Regions from separate parts of the Homo sapiens genome. Here region 1 is linked to region 2. The links are chromatin loops, found by intact Hi-C in ENCODE. Cell type or tissue: heart left ventricle. All regions are shown on one strand. Links, peaks and the distances in the headings refer to the core of each region. The heading gives the core; the rest is flanking DNA.

What was found. Peaks named below come from ENCODE experiments on the same cell type or tissue, not always from the same donor. Only the 100,000 strongest peaks of a DNase experiment are listed, where the experiment ranks them.
Region 1: it touches region 2 in a loop (2.3-fold over the local background); 14 of 110 quality-filtered maps call a loop at or near these places.

The regions. Positions count from the first base shown.
Region 1 is chr3:126,464,706-126,467,505 of GRCh38, forward strand. ZXDC (ZXD family zinc finger C) reads right to left here. Exons shown (of 10, transcript NM_025112.5): 5 at 1,450-1,620. Among named protein-coding and RNA genes, the nearest start is that of ZXDC, 9.8 kb to the right of the region's middle. In heart left ventricle, for the core only: no CTCF peak of the experiment used is centred there; a DNase peak (open chromatin) is centred at 1,376.
Region 2 is chr3:126,388,196-126,390,995 of GRCh38, forward strand. LOC107986044 (a long non-coding RNA gene) reads right to left here. Exons shown (of 3, transcript XR_001740563.1): 2 at 1,440-1,706. Among named protein-coding and RNA genes, the nearest start is that of CFAP100-DT, 5.2 kb to the right of the region's middle. RefSeq lists an enhancer at 1,337-1,885. In heart left ventricle, for the core only: CTCF peaks have their summits at 1,263 (motif pointing left) and 1,471; a DNase peak (open chromatin) is centred at 1,196; H3K4me3 peaks cover 926 bases; H3K27ac peaks cover 556 bases.

The DNA.
Region 1 (2,800 bases), core at 86-2,585, 76 kb after region 2:
CAAACAGGGGAGAGGCCTAAGTGATGTAGTCTCACAGAGCCCTCAGAGAAAAGGGGCCTGGTCATGTGGGCCTCTGTGAGCAAAGGTGACACCCTCCAACATGAATCAGGTGGCACGCACATTCCGTGTCCTCAAGACACTACTAAAGCCAGAAGGGCAATTTATTTAAATATAAAGCTGAACGGCAACTGCTGTAAACTGTGAAAGATCAGTGTCCAAGATCCCAAGGAGGGGCTTCATGACCACTTCTAAATAGGATCACAAGAAAGCAAAGGCCACAGAACTGCCCTGAGCCCAACCCCTCACCAAACTCTGTGCGAGGCATGGAGGCCTGTCCCTTGCCAACGCGGCAGCTGTGACACAGCTGCGCCCCAAAGCCGGTGCTCTGCTGTGGTGCTGCTGGTCACACAGGAGACGTGAGGACCCAGTTGGTGACACACACAGCCTCCACGGACTGAGCAGCAGAAGTAACTCTAGGGCCAGCTAGGATGCCATCAGCCAGGCCCGGTGAGGAGCGACAACCGCACCAGGGCCCAGAGAATAGGGCACATGGGTGTGCTCCCCAGAGGGGCCGCCACCACAGCTGCCAGGCACTTCTGTATCCTGGACTGTGGAGAAGGCCTAGTGGGGTAGGTTTCCTAGTCCCATGCTGCAAAGCTGCCCAATGACTAGGCACTCACACACTCAGCATTCCCCTCACAGGTCACCAGGCCACCGTCACTTTCCTCTCTAACCCTGCCCTCTCCAGCCCTCGTTACTCCCAGTCCACTCCTGAAACACAACTCTGCTCTAGCCTTTGTTACTTGGAGATAGAATAGCTGAGGCAGACGGAAACACAGGAGGGGCAGGTTCAGAATTCAGGACAAAAGTCCCAGTGAGAGACACAGGCTTAGGGGACATATGCTAGGGAAAGTCAACAAAGTGAAACATTCTTCCAGGAAAGCATTTCAAAGACATGGGAGGGGCAGGGCATGGTGGCTCATGCCTGTAATCCCAGCACTTTGGGAGGCTGAGGTGGGCAGACTGCTTAAGGCCAGCAGTTCAAAACCAGCCTGAGCAACATAGTGAAACCCTGTCTCTATAAAAAATGCAAAAATTAGCTGGGCATGGTGGTGGATGCCTGTGGGCTCAGCTACTCTGGAGACTGGGGTGGGAGGATCACTTGAGCAGGAGCCTGAGGTTGCAGTGAGCCATGATCACACCACTGCACTCCAGTCAGGGTGACAGAGAGGGACCCTGTCTCAAAAAACAAAAGACATGGGAGGGATTAGAGGGTCAAAGGCAAGAAAGTGGCAGAGAGTGCAAAAGAGGCCACTTGGCTTGGCAGCCACGCCCACAACCCCACTGCCTGACGCCTTCCAAGAGGTGAAGAAGGAACAGACGGCACTGGCACTGTTCCCGTTTCTCACAGGGAAGCAGCTCCCCATGGGGGCCGTGGAAAGTGCAGACCTTGGCGCCGGCTGTGCTGTCTGACCATGTGCGCCTTCATGCTGTGCTTGGAGGTGAAGAGTCTGTTGCAGGTAGAAACTGGGCAACGGCTTTTCGGAGCACCCACATCCTGCACGTGTTTCTTAGAGTGAATGTACAGACTGCTACGAGCGGAGAACCTCGCGCAACATCCTGGAACAAAAAGAGTAATGAGAGTGAAACCCAAGGATCACCAAGGAACCAGGAACAAGTGACACTTCCCCATCAGATCAGAACCACCAGACCTGCATTTTGCACCCTGGCTACTGGCAAGGACAGAGACCAAATATCTCTAGAAGTAGCATCACAAGCAATTCAAGTCAAAAGCAAACTGTTTTTAAAAAGCAAGAGATACAGTGAAACCCGTAGGGAGATTTGAAGTCCTACCTCAGCTATGCCTAAGCAACCTCTGTGCCTGTTTCTTCACCCACTACATGGAGATGTTGGGAAGATTAAGTCAAATTAAGTATTAACTGCTTAAATATTCAGTTGAAAACAATTTATTCTAGTCATCTCGATTAAGCTATTATCATAAAAAATGTAATCCTAGGATGACATTTAGAGCTGGAAACTATCTTGACAGATCACCAAAGCCAGTCCTTTCACTTTCCCACTGAGACAATGGATGCCCAGGGAGACTGAGCAGGTGTCCTGGAGCCCAGAGCTGGCAACTCCTTGCTTACACTCCCAGTCCACTTATGTCTCTGATCTGCACACAGGCATCAGAGGAAAAACAAGACACATTCAAAGTTACAATCACCTCCCCTCCGTGCCCTGGCTTTCTACTACGCTGGAGCTCTGCCCCATATGGACACAGGAAGGAGACGTGGAGCTCTTGGCGGTCAGAGGCCTATGACCTGGTAGGGGCAAATAGAACAGCCAGTTGCTGCAACAAAGGGCAGAAGGAAGTCAGTGCCAACACTGAAACATGCAAGCAGCAGAGGAAACCACACACCTCCCGAGAAGGCAGAAAAGCGGTCTCAGGAGTATGCAGCCCTCGAGGTGACTGGGCCACCCTGCAGCAGAGCAGATGGTGCTCCTGCCGCAGGAGCTGCCCAGCCAAGGCATGGGGGCATGAAGGGCAGCAGTGCAGGCACCCCAGCCTGGGTTCCAGTTCAGCCTCTTACCAGCAGTGTGGCCTTAGACAAATTATTTATCTTTTGCGGGTCTCCTTTTTCTGTTCTGTGAAACGGGAGTGACACCTACCTCACAGGGGTGCTGAGGGCCCAATAAAGCCATACCTGCCTACAGAGCCTCTGCACGGGCCTAAGCAAGTGGTGCGAGCAACGACGCACTCGCGGCACCTTCTTAAGACGGTGGGGTGGTACTGCCA
Region 2 (2,800 bases), core at 131-2,630:
TTTGCACTAAAAGACCTTATTAGAGTTGGGGTGGACACCTTGGGTTAGGGTTTGGGGAAGATTGGGTTCAAAATGTGAGCCTCAATCAGGATTTGGAATAAATTTGGATCTGATGAAGCCAAGGCTGGGGTGGGGCTGGATTTGAAGTCGGATGTGGTTGGTGGCGGGGGGTGGGGGGAGGTGTCACTCCTGTAATCCCAGCCCTTTGGGACTTGCCAAGGTGAAAGGATCACTTGAGCTCAGGAGTTCAAGACCAGCCTGGACAACATAGCTAGACCCTGTCTCTACAAAAAAATGCAAAAATTAGTCAGGTGTGGTGGCATGCCTGTGGTGGCATGCCTGTGGTGGCCCTAGTTACTTAGGAGGCTGAGGCAGGACGATCGCCTGAGTCACGGAGGTTGAGCCTGCAGTGAGCCGAGATCACACCACTGCACTCCAGCCTGGGCCACAGAGCAAGACCCTGTCTCAAACAAAACACACAAATCTCAATTATGCATAAAATCAGGCTGAAGGTTTGAAATCAGGCAGGGTTAGAAGTGTGAGAGTGGTCCAGGCGTGGTGGCTCACGCCTGTAATCCCAGCACTTTGGGAGGCCAAGGCAGGCAGATCACCTGAGGTCAGGAGTTTAAGACCAGCCTGGCCAACATGGTGAAACCCAGTCTCTACTAAAAATACAAAAATTAGCCGGACACGGTGGCGGGTGCCTGTAGTCCCAGCTACTCAGGAGGCTGAGGCTGGAGAATCGCTTGAACCTGGGAGGCGGAAGTTGTAGTGAGCCGAGATCGCGCCATTGCACTCCAGCCTGGGCAACAGAGCTAAACGCTGCCAAAAAAAAAAGAAAAAAAAGAAAAAGAAAAATGTGTTAGCATTTTGGCAGAGGGGCTCTGTAGGCTTGGAGGCCCTGCCCAACATATCTCTGTGGATTCCTGTAACAACTCAAGGAAGGGACACTGGGGCCTGTGGAGGGGTCTCTGGCCCCTCCGGCGCCCCTTTGGTACCGCGCCCCGCCTGCGAGCTAGGAACTGTGGGGACCCGGCAGCGGGCGAGCGAGCCCAGGTCGCGGCAGCACTGCCTGCGCGGTCGTCTTGACGCCTGACCAGGGCCGGTTTTCAACTTGTTTACAAGCCTGCGTCACCGGGAACCTTTCACCGCCGCCTGGGACAAAAGGTTCCTCTTTGTAAGTCCCTTCTGGGCAGAAAGGGGATTCGCCGCCCGGCGCGCTGACGGTGCGGGGCGCCACGCCGTGGCGGATGCGGACAGCGCGCGGCCGGTTCGCCCGTCTGCCCCCTAGCGCCCTGCTCTTCCCGCCGAGCGCGTAGTCTGCCCATAGCCTCGGCCACCAGCCCCCTTTACATCGTCCACCCACCCACAGCGTCCTGCCGTCCACGCCTCGCCCACCCACGGGTTCCCCGCAGTCCGTGCCTCGTCCACCCACTCACTCATCTGCGCGTGGCTCAAACAGGCATGCCTTGTCCACTCCCTCCACAGGAATTTCCTCCTTTCATGGAAACAACTTGCCCTCCCGTCCACCGTCCACTCCATTCCCCATTCACTGTCCATTGACTCATTTGAGGAACTATCCTATGAACACCTTCCAGGTGCTACGCGTTGCGGTCAGCAGGTCACAGGACACAGCTCCTGTCCTCTGGGACCTCCAGGACAGCAGAGGAGACACCAGCAGAGGTCCTCGTGAAGTGATCATGGCTCTGGGGGCAAAAAGAGGACATATCAGCCGAGACTTGGGCGCAGGGGTGGCGAGGCTGGGGCTGAGACGGAAAGACTGGCTGCGGAAGAGATGGGAGGAGGACAGGGGCTAGGCCCTTGGCAGGGGCTCGGCAGAGGGGAAAGCCTGGAAACCAAGTGGGCTCCAGGCAGAGGGCACCGAGGGGGCCGCGGGAAGAGGCCAGACCCGAAAGTCCTCGTCAACAGCGCCACAGAGCTCGGGCATCACCCGGGGTCACGGTGCCCCCCAGCAATTTCTTCTACTTTTCACTGTTTTGTTATTATAGAAGTAATACATGTCTACAACTTCATTGTAAAGAAAAATGAGAGCGAGCAATAGGAAAAAAATAATCAGCCATAATCTCGCCTCGCAGACATAGTTTTCGGTGTATGTGCACATACGCGGTTTCCCCAGGCATCCGCTGGAGAGCGGCGCTCCTGGGCTAGATGACGAGGGAACCCAGAGCGAGCTGCCTACCTCAGGGCTTGCAGACACCTGGGTGGGGATGTCATGGAGTGGGTGCTATGGCCAAGCCAGAATCCATTCAGATCCCCCCATCCCTTTCCCTAACACAACGGATGCCGTCCAGGCACCAGCCCTATGGCACCGGGATGGGGCCTCCCACAGAGTCCCCAGCTTCTATCCCTGGCAGCGATTAGTTTAGGCATGCAGTTTTTTGGCTAAGATATGAGGAGAGGTGTTCTGAGGGGCTACTCATGAGAAGTTTCTTTGTAAGTCATTTCTGGTGAAGCTTTCTGTTTCTTGAAGCAAAATACAACCTAAATGATACCTGAAACTAGTGTAAAGACTACCTTCCCCGGGCTCCTGGGGCTAAATCACGCCCTCCCGGGGAGCACCCCTGATGCTCACATCTCCTACCCTTCCTCCTGTATCTGGATCCCACCCTAGCCTCCTCAGCACCATGGTCCCTCCAGCTTGCCTTCTGCCTCTACACACACTCTCTCTCTGTCTCTCTCTCTCTCTGTATGTCTCTTTCATTTCCTCTACGCCCACAACCTGGTCTAGTCTCAACCCCTCTTCCTGGCTGGCTGACCACAGTCCCCTAACCACCTGGGA